2 separate regions of the Homo sapiens genome follow, and region 1 is linked to region 2. A link is a loop called in an ENCODE intact Hi-C map of the cell type or tissue named here. Cell type or tissue: endothelial cell of umbilical vein. All regions are shown on one strand. Each heading gives the region's core, and the rest is flanking DNA. Links, peaks and the distances in the headings are about the cores only.

Region 1 (5,390 bases), core at 91-5,090, 430 kb before region 2:
CAAATAAGGTGGTTTCAAGCCATTTACAATCAGTTACTACCATTCATGATTTTTGTATACATAAATGGCACATTCTAAGAAAGCAAACCTTCTTTGTTCTTATGTCTTCATGAAAATGTAGATTAACCCTCAGAAAAAATTGTTGGTTCATTAGTGTGTAGTGTATTTGAAAATGAGTCTTCTTTTTGTGGAAGTTCATTTTAAAATATGTTAAAAATTAAACTTGAATCAAACATTTGTGGAACTCTCAAGTTTGAACCTACTGATTAGATCACCTCTAACTGCCCACCCAGAGCTAACATTTGATTATTCTAGGAATCCAAATTATTCTAAGCATTGAAAACTTTCATAATGGTATCCATTTTACAGATAAACTCTGTATGGCAGAAGAGACTGAGGCAAATTTCTCTATAGAAGGTCTCATCCATTATAGAGAAGAAACTGACCTGCTGTTTTCACACTGTTTGTTGATTCCTTCAACAGAAAGTTTTGGAGGATGGAACACGTCAGGATGTGTTGCACACAGAGATTCAGATGCAAGTGAGACAGTCTGCCTGTGTAACCACTTCACACACTTTGGAGTTCTGATGGTAAGGGGGGAATTTCTAAGCTCATTTTGACATGCTGTAACTTTGGATGGCATACTCCTTTTTTGTATGTATTTTTAGATTATGTATTTTGGGAATTATTTCCTGATAGTTTTCATCTGTACCGTGAATCTTAATTCTTAATAAAGAATCTAATTAGCAAAGATCACATATTAAAAATATGTGAAAGTAATTATAGAAAAGAACTTTCTCCCTTTTTTTCCTGTAGCATTAACAGTGATGATAAATAATCCCAGAAACAAGAAAATCCTCATGAAACTTTTTAATTAAGAGAGAAACAGAGTCAAAGAGATGGACGGGGAGACAAGTGGGAGGAGGGAGAGAAAGTTAAAGAAGAAAATGTTGGGTGTTACTAACATGGAAGGGAATTGTGAATAGTGTAATCAAAAAAATTTTTCTTATGTTGTCACTCATTCAATATATTTGAACGTTGCTTTGTACCTGGTACTGCACCGAGTGATCTCCCTCCTAGAGATTGCAGTTTGTTAGGACAGACTAGTGACTAGGGTTAGAATGGAGACTTCAGAGCTGCAAGAGAGATAATGGTTATGATGTTTCTGTCACTCTTAGGCCTCTATATCATTCTTTCCTTCCTTCTTCCATGCCCCTGTTTTATCTTATTAGCCAGCTTGCCAAACAGTTTTAAACAAAATTAGATTGCGTCAATGTGTTTTTCTTATCCCACCAAATTTTAAGACGCACCACGCATCCAGCGACTTCTTTGAACTCATCCATAGATTTATACCTTTCCCTTTTATCCAGTTTACCTGTGATTTTGCAAACACTTTTCTGGTCTCCAGGGTATGCTCTGGGTTGTAGCATAGCCTTTGTTTCTGTTTGGTTTTCATAAAGGGACCAAACCACATTTGTTTTTTAATAGGAGATAGGAGTGATGTGAGCTGAGGCAATAAAGCTTTTCAAATTAGAATCACAGACGTCAGGTTTTGTTTATTCCCGCCTTTAAATCTTGCACCCTTCTTCCTGTGGGGACTGGGAGGAAGCCTTGAGGATCTGTGGGATGTAGTATTTGGCTCACAAATCTACTCAGCCTATGTAAATGGCCATTGTCATATGGCAACCCTGCAAGTTGTAATTTTCCTGACAATCAAGTACATAAATGCTCTGCAGAATAAGAGCAAGTCATTTAAAAAGGTGATAAATCATAGAAGACACCTTTTTAACTATCTAAAATACAAATATTTTCCTTTTGCTGTCAAAGCATGAAAATGAACAATTAACTATTGCATGTTTTCCTTAAGTAATTATAAAAGAAAATTCAGTTTCCTTCCATGTTCTCTTTTTTGCAAAAGTGATAGCAGGCATTCTTTCAAAGAACACTTATTTTTTGTGATTACTCATTCAGGTATGTAAGCTTTAGCTTAATTCATTTAAATATTTCAACTATGTGCATGTTGTAAGTCTGGTATTAAATAAATAGATAACAGTAACAAAATTTACTCTTCAGAGATGATTTATATGAAGCCAGAGTTTGCCTGCCCACGACTTCATATGGCCAGTTCCTTCATATATTGTCTAAATTTTATTATGAGTTTGTAATTACGCATTATTTTTTCTGCTGCTATCTGATTGAATGGTTAATTATATATATATATATGTGAAGATAAGCATCATTCATGTTCTCTTTCCATTTTCTACCTTGTCTGTTTTTGTAATATTAAAAATTGCTGGTAGAAAATCTTTTCAGAACATATCCTTTTTGGTGATGTTCTCTTATCTTTTCAGTTTTTCCAGACCACCAAGACTTTGTTAAGAGTTTTTCTTGACTTAGAAACTCTTTATTCACTTGTATAAGATATTCCCAGAGTCTGCATTGTCCCATGACACATTCACCAGTTCACCATATGAGATGCTAAAACAATGCACCTCATACCTATAATTATATCTTCTGGTCTACAAATATTTCAAGAATTTAATGTCTTCTGCTACATTTCTTTGTACTAAAACTGGCTTTCATGAAGATTAGTACATTTTCATATTGGCTATATCATAAAAGTTTTCATATTTTCATTCTCTAAAAGAACAAAACAACATGAAATTGTGTATAAATCTGTAAACAAATCTGTAAGCAGCCTTATTTAATTTCTATTTGAAATTCTGGATTTAATTGTGATTTGCAAGTCATAGGTTTTTCAAGAATTTGTGACACATCACTTGGCAATCTCTCAAAACCATGATTCATCTCTCTGGGCTGATGAATCATTGGTTGAGTTAGCCTATCTGTGAATCAAGTGGCACCAACTCAAACCCCATCCCATGTACCCTGGGTGCCCCGTGTTCTCCCAGTGTTTTAAGGGATTCCTGGGATAAGAAGATAGGGGGAGCCCCCTCAGACTCTGAGCCTCTGCTTCTGCTGAATTCCATCACTTCGTGCATGGCTTGATGTTGCAGAGATACTGTACCTGTTCTTTACTGCATCAGTGAAACCTGAAACTAACCCACATTTCTTTATCACACACACACACACACACACACACACACACACACACAACTTAAGGCCTGTGTGTGAGTAGCAGATTTTATTGGCATTTTGATGACAGTTAAAGGCAATTTACATATAGAAGGAAAAATCATAAACATTTTCTCCATAATTTAAAACCTAAAAGTTTACGCTAGATATTCAATACATCCCTTCTGTAAGAACACTCCATTTTTTAACATCTACATAAAGGAGGTACTTTTCTCCTCCAACCAGGATTGAGTGAGTGGTCTTACCTCAAGATTTATTCCTATCCCAATCCCCCATTTAAGGCAGAAAAGAAAGATTTTTCTACCAAGTCCAGACCTGTAAGTCTCCCTTAGCACATTGAAATTAATACTTTATATTAATACACTGGAAAGTATTTACTTCTTTCCACTCCACAACAGCCCCAAATAATTTAAATTGTATCCTTTCAGTACTATAGGAATAAAAAAGTCTATGACCCCCAAAAGTCTTAATGGCATCTCAGTTATGAAAATAAAGACAGTCCCACCTCATACATACCAAGCATTGAAATAACCAGGGTTAGGAGCCTCCGCACCACCCTTAGAGCCTGGCAGTCACAGCACCAGCACCAGCCTCTGGCTGAGCTCCTTGCTACCTGGCAAGGAACCTAAAGGCTTGAGGGTTTGGCCATATAGACTACTGTGGTCTCCATTTGAACTGGTGCCCCAAGCCCTGCAACTGTTAGGAATGGGCCTGATGGTTTATTATGCAAGGCAACCGTCTCCTCTCCAATTTCTGTTGAGAGTCCTGGTGGTTTTGATCTTCAGGTTATACCGGTTTGCAGAAAGCTTGGGAAAGAAGGTAATGATGAAAAACAATGTGTAACGACTTCCAGAAGTAATGCTGCATTTTTTTCTTTTATTTATTGATCGAAAATAATATAATAAATGGAAATTTTAATATTGATTTACACTGTTGGTTTTAGCCCCTGAGAGTAAGCTGCTCTAATGTTAACAGTGAACTTTCTAGTGAAACAGAGAACCATTCTCATGAGAAGAGAGTTTCTTACAGCTGCTCGCCATGTTTTATGTAGGACCTTCCAAGAAGTGCCTCACAGTTAGATGCAAGAAACACTAAAGTCCTCACTTTCATCAGCTATATTGGGTGTGGAATATCTGCTATTTTTTCAGCAGCAACTCTCCTGACATATGTTGCTTTTGAGTAAGTATATTTTTAATCTGCCAAACCCATTGCTAACTGTTCCAAATGTGAATAAGAAAATTGCCTCGGCTTTGAAAAACATTTATACACTGTAGGGTGGTTGAACGTTAATGTTCATGTTTCTGATAAAATATATTATGTAACATGAATTTTCCAGCTATAGAATTTTAATTTATAATTGCTGTATTTCTATTTATAAAATGCATTCAAATCTGTTAGAAATGATTAACATTTAAGTAAGTAAAAATTATATAAGGTGCTTTCTGTATTGTAAAACATGAAAATGTTTGTTTTATAATCTTATAAAATTAGTCCTGAAACAATTTTTTTAAGATCCTTTTAACTCATTAAAAATCAAAAAGGTTCAAATAATTTAGGGAAATTATTTTTTAAGAAAAATGTCATTCTTACAACTCTAGAATTTTTCCTGGGTTAAAAAAAAATTCAGTTGAAGCCCAACTGGGAATTGTATAAACAATTGGAAATAATTTTGAAGTAAACTAATATTTTTAAAGTCTTTATAACTTGCCAAATACTCATAAATATCCTTAGCCCCTCCTTTTAGCAGAACCACATCAGAAAGGTGGTGCTACTTATCTCATTGCAGGGTTGTATAAGATACGAATTTATACAGGCCTGTGCTTAAAAGATTGATATACAGTATTAGTTCTCTCATAGATTCCTTTTTTCATTTTTTAGGAAATTGCGAAGGGATTATCCCTCCAAAATCTTGATGAACCTGAGCACAGCCCTGCTGTTCCTGAATCTCCTCTTCCTCCTAGATGGCTGGATCACCTCCTTCAATGTGGATGGACTTTGCATTGCTGTTGCAGTCCTGTTGCATTTCTTCCTTCTGGCAACCTTTACCTGGATGGGGCTAGAAGCAATTCACATGTACATTGCTCTAGTTAAAGTATTTAACACTTACATTCGCCGATACATTCTAAAATTCTGCATCATTGGCTGGGGTAAGCCTCTTAAAATTTTTTTGGTTTTGTTTTTCCCTCATGAAAATTGCCAGATTCTCATAGGAAAAAATCTTATTTAAAAAAAAATAGTACCATTAAGAGGAACCTCAAAATTGTGAATGGCATGGATTAGATATACATAGCCTA
Region 2 (5,390 bases), core at 205-5,204:
AAAGAGCAGGCCACCACTAAGGGCAATTCTAGAAGGGAGAGCCTAGAGTTCCCACAAGAGAAAGCTACGGTGAGCCTGCTTTGTGGTTATAGATATTATCATTGGAAGCTTTTAATCAGAATTCACTTTGAACCAGGTGAAAGGAAACTCTGGCCTTGTTTAAAATTTGTCGGTTTGGAAATTATAATTCTATTCCAGGACAGGAAAGAATGGGTAGTTTTGCCTTAGTCTTATGCAAATTTTCTCCATTGGCAGCAGCAATAGTGTTATGAATGACATTTTAGGTTTGAGCCTGGGAGCACAAAATTACCATTTTTGTACATATATTTATGCATATGTATGCCTTTGGTTAACATATGTCTTTAATGATTAAGACTTTCAGAGCATTAGAATCATAACTTTTCACTACAATAGATTTAATAATCTTCTGTTACTTCGAGTACTTGAATTTTACTTTTATTATAAAAAGAATTTTTTTCTCCTGTAACATACTTTCGGATGGCACATACCCACACAACACCCTCAACTCCAGCAATATTCTTCCATTCTTCTCTTTCCTCCCACACTGGCTGACAATGGGAAGAAAACATATCCAGAAACAGAATGAAATTATTAATGAATTATACCTTATGTGTTTTTTTTAATCTTAAAAGAGTTTTTCCTACCAACCCACAATACGTTGGGTATTGCACAATGGATTCAACAGAAAAGCAACTGAGGATTCCACAGGTCAATACAAACATAAACATTCAATCTCTAAACTTTTTTTTTTTAATGAAGAGAATTGCAGAGGGATGAGCATACTTGCAAGCTGCAAGAAGGAAGTATTTGAAAGAGAAACCTAATATTTTAGCTCTCCTAAGTCAGGTCAGTAATCTCACTGAGTTCTATTTCCATCTTTTCATCTTGGGAACTATGAAATTCGTCATCTTATTGTAAGCATTAAGAAATGGTACTTGGAAGACTTACAAATCTTATGTTTCACATTAATGTTAAATGCCATGACTATGGTTTAGCCACAGTTACTGTCCGAGGTATGTTTCTCTCCTACCAAACTTCACTATGCTTCCTGTTCTTAGTAAGGAAGTCAGAATTTAGGCAATGAATTACGGCAAAACTGCTATTTCAAAGCATCAAGGCTTGAATGTTAACAAGATACCTGTAACACTGCGATTGGGCCGAACAAGATCCTAGTATTCAGGATGTACCAACAGAGTCACCTTCCCTCCCGTCAATCCAATGCACACACACATGCAAACACTCACTAGTGACAAGAAAAAAAATATTAATATGAGAATGCTAAATTACTGCTACTTATGAATGGTTACAAAAACAATAAACACATATGAATGGTTGCAAAAACAATAAACAAAATGCAAACAGGCACACCCTAGTGAGACCACGAAGTGTGTCTTCTACAAATCTCTTCCCCTTTCTATCCTGGTCCTGTTCAGGTGACCTGGCCTAACCTGGACATGGGGTCTTTGCAGGCTGCACGCTGCATCTACTGCAGAAAAGAGCTGGTAAGATTTTTCATGCTAGGTTGTCAAAAATGTAACGTGTTCTCATTATGAAAACATTTACATTAAGAAAACAGCAAAAACAAACAAAAATCTTGGGACATCATGAAACTTAATACAAACAAATAACTGTTGGTGAAGAGACAGATTTGGGGGAGGGGTTTTGCAAGAATAGAAGCAAGACTTCCTCCTCTGTGGGAAATATTAGTAATCCTATTAAGGCACAGTGCAAGGTGTGTCATAGACACTAGAAGCAGATATGGTTTACTTTCAGTTCTCTGAGGTGATTCTTATTGGAATTGAAGTGGCTCTTCTGAAAACAATTAATCAACAATAAGTTCTCTCTCCCTCCCTCTCTCTCTTTCTCTCTTCAAAGTGTGTGTGTGTATATATACGTATGTCTTTTGACTAATTATTAGGCGTAGTCCCATTTTTTTCTCCTTGGTACCTATCACTATAATCATCTGTGTTTCTGTGTCACCTGCTTTTAGAATTACACATGGATATTACCAGAAGTTACAGAGTTAAATTTGCAACAGCACAGACTTCTAACTACAAGCCTGGGACCATGGTGGAAACAAAGGTTCAGTTAAGGAAGATTTCCCGAGCCAGAATTGATGTCCTCACTAACCAGGCTGCCAGGCTTAAATCAAATGAAGGTCGATGCAATGTCCCCAGAGGAAGCTGTTCAACTCGCCGGGTCGGTTCCCCAGAGCCCTGCCAAGGAGGCTCCTCAGATTGACAGCGCCCTGGCAGAGCTGCTGTCTTCCCCAGGCAGAGAGGCCCTCCCCCGGACAACAAGCTGGGTGCAAACTCGTCTTCCGCAGACACCAAAAGAGAGCACAGCAAAGCTAAGCGACTGGGGACAGCCACTTGTGGCTGAGACAAAGGCAGGCTCCCCCTGCCGCAGGACGATCACTAGGACTGTCAGGCTGTCGAAATGTATATTGCAGACAGGACATCCCTCCTGGCATCCAGTGTGAGCGAAGTCCAGGCCACGGCAACAACAGCCTGGCCTGAGGACAGCCTGCACCACACATCAAAGCCAGAGGCCCTGGGAGGCTGGCCAGCCGCCAAAGACGCCTGAGAGCGGCAGGGGAGTGTGTTGCCTTAGGACAATAGCAAACTGGGACGTGGTAGAGTCTGTAAATTCCAAGCACTGGGGAGGTCTTCTCAGAGATTTTACCCTCTCCTGTCAGGGCTGTGATTTAATTTCCTTTGAAGAAAAAAAAAAAGAAAAAAGAAAAGAATATACATTCCCAAATCTTCTGTCTGCAAAGGCAGACACCACAACGCAAGCTTAATGCACTCTGGTCCTTCCCGGCCAGCGGCCACTGTCTAACACAATACAGCTAAGTGAGATGTGACATTCTCCCGGTCCCCTTAATAGGGCATTAAGTCTAAGGAGTACTTAAGATCATTTAAATGCAAACATCATTGTTCCATTGCTACTAGACTCCCAGATATTTCCCATCAATTCTGTTTAATTAGAGTAGCACCACACGTTAATTATAACCTGACAGTTTTATTGATTTCACAGGGCACATCATACAGTCCCATTTTAGGTACCAAGGACTTAAGGTGAAGCATGAACCTCTCAGTCACAAAGATGACTCAGCCTCTTGGGCTGATGAGGTTCTGATTCTTCTACCAGGAGAGGTTTACCCACTTGCTCAACAGAAATAGTTCAGTAATCATCTTATGTCCTCACTTATTTCACAGCGTTTTGCAAAACAACACATCAAAAACAAACTAAGGAAAAAAAAACCTGTAAGAGTGTAAAAGAAATATCCATCTCCCTCTGTTCTGTGGTCTTAATCTGCAATTCTTAAGGACCAGGATGAGGTGCTGTGAAGGCTACGCAGGTAAAGCTGGCACCAAACAGAAATATGGTGCACTTCTGCCCCTGAAGCGACTGGCCCCACTTTGAGAAGCCATGCTGTAAACATGCTCATTAGAACAGAGAGGACTGGTCAGTTTTCCTTTCAGAGGAAATGAATATGAGTTGAGATCACTCAACTCTAATCCACCCTGTACCTCAGGGTTATACTCCCAGCAGCACATGCTCCACTAAGCCAGCAGTTTGTCATAGCCCAGCGTGTCATCCATAATGGCATGTTGGGGGTGGAATCACTTCCAATTCCTCACTAATCTGGTGCGGGGAATGCCAAGGTACAGAGTTTTACTTGATTGCATAAAACATAGAGCTATTTTCAGCTTCCAAATCATCGTTCTGGCTCTTTCACCAGTCCTAAAGCCATATTACAACCCTTTAAAAACATCTTTTCTATTCGGTTTTCCCTTATTTTAATATAAGCAAACACTTAAAGTAATCCCACTAAGTCTCTGAAATATGAAGCCATGAAATGTTAGAAAAAAAAAAGACGAAAAAGAGTTTAAGAGTTTTACACATATTTGCGATTTAAAATGGTCACTGCTGCTATGGTAGTGGGACTTGAGTTATCTCCAAACTCCTTATAAAAACCCTGGGCAATTAACACTTAGCAGGACTTCGGTGCCTGATGACAAAATCAATTCTGTTATAGTCACACTTCGAAAAATGACTTTGAAGAGTAACAATAAATAATGAAAATTAAACAACTGCTAACTGATATAGGAAGAACTTCAGCTATTTCTGTAATAATTCCACTGGGATTTGTGCTGAACATTATAAAAACAGGATGTTTTGTTTGTTGTTCTTCATAAAAGACTACTGAACCAGTATAAGACTCCAAAATATATGAAGACTACAAATCTACATGAAGTCTACTAATATTAAAAAAAAGCTAAGTGGAATTTTTATTCATGTATTTAACATTTTTGCTCAATGTAAGATGACCTCAGGAAACATGTTTCTTATTTTTATGAAAGCCAAAAGGAAACACAGTTATATAACATAATTCTGCAATGGTTCAGCATCACAGTGCAGAGAACTTAATCCTAAATATAGGACTGTCACAAATCAGTCTTCACTGCTAAGACTTCTTATATTTAACATTAACAACGGATTATCCCATGGTAACCAGATACCTGTTCCATTTAGTTAGAGGCTAATCCTAACAACATAAGGATTCCAATAGCAAACTTTTTTCTAATGTTACCATCAATGAACTGTGATGAAGCTACTGCACCAAGAATGAACTTAATATTAGTGGATTTAGAGATAACTTAAAGTGGTATGATTAGCACACAAATACAGTCTTATCTATGGATGTGGGATGGGGGAAGGTATCACTTCTGTAAATGAAACCATTATTTTTTACTGCTTAAGTAAATGAAAACATTCATATCCTCTTTTCCTGACACACACAGCTGTATTTGGAAGTGTAGAAGAAATAGGGAGGAAGTATGTTTAGGAAAGAATTGCACCTGAATATTTTCCTAAAGGCTGGGCATGGTAGCTCACATCTGTAATCTCAGCACTTTGGGAAGCCAAGGTGGGAAGATTGTCTGAGCCCAGGAGTTCAAGACCAGCCTGAGCAACATAGTGAGACTCTGTCTCTAAAAATAAAAATTAAAAAAAAATTCAACTGGAGCATGGTGCACCTGCAGTCCCAGATACTCAGGTGGCTGAGGTGGGAGGATTGCTTGCATCTGGGAAGTTAAGATTGCAGTGAGCTGTGATTGTGCCACTGCACTCCAGCCTGGGCAACAGATCCAAACACTGTCTCAAAAAAAAAAAAATCTGAAACAAATAGTTGGGCTCTGCTCTGTCCATTCTGATGCTTTTGAAATAGCTGGAAAAGTCACCCAAATAACTGCTGCTGCCATTCCATGAACTGATCTCTATTTAAATCAAGTGAAAGCACCAGTTCAACCCCAAGTCTATGAAAGGAACTAGAGGCTTCTCTTCACTTCTGAGGTCCCAGA

Evidence for each region. A loop is a pair of places that touch in the nucleus more often than their neighbours do. Peaks named below come from ENCODE experiments on the same cell type or tissue, not always from the same donor. Only the 100,000 strongest peaks of a DNase experiment are listed, where the experiment ranks them.
Region 1: a loop joins it to region 2, with 2.9 times the contacts of the local background. A loop is called at or near these places in 1 of 110 quality-filtered maps.

What each region holds. Positions count from the first base shown.
Region 1 is chr6:142,410,822-142,416,211 of GRCh38, forward strand. ADGRG6 (adhesion G protein-coupled receptor G6) reads left to right here. Exons shown (of 25, transcript NM_198569.3): 18 at 484-590; 19 at 4,148-4,275; 20 at 4,975-5,243. Among named protein-coding and RNA genes, the nearest start is that of ADGRG6, 110 kb to the left of the region's middle. RefSeq lists enhancers at 2,671-2,965, 2,691-2,985. In endothelial cell of umbilical vein, for the core only: no CTCF peak of the experiment used is centred there; DNase peaks (open chromatin) are centred at 1,630 and 2,810; H3K27ac peaks cover 4,183 bases.
Region 2 is chr6:142,843,532-142,848,921 of GRCh38, forward strand. All of the region lies in intron 1 of HIVEP2 (HIVEP zinc finger 2), which reads right to left. Among named protein-coding and RNA genes, the nearest start is that of HIVEP2, 99 kb to the right of the region's middle. RefSeq lists enhancers at 2,458-3,151, 3,208-3,257, 4,604-4,673, 5,244-5,343. In endothelial cell of umbilical vein, for the core only: no CTCF peak of the experiment used is centred there; DNase peaks (open chromatin) are centred at 1,730, 2,580, 3,560 and 4,580; H3K27ac peaks cover 2,605 bases.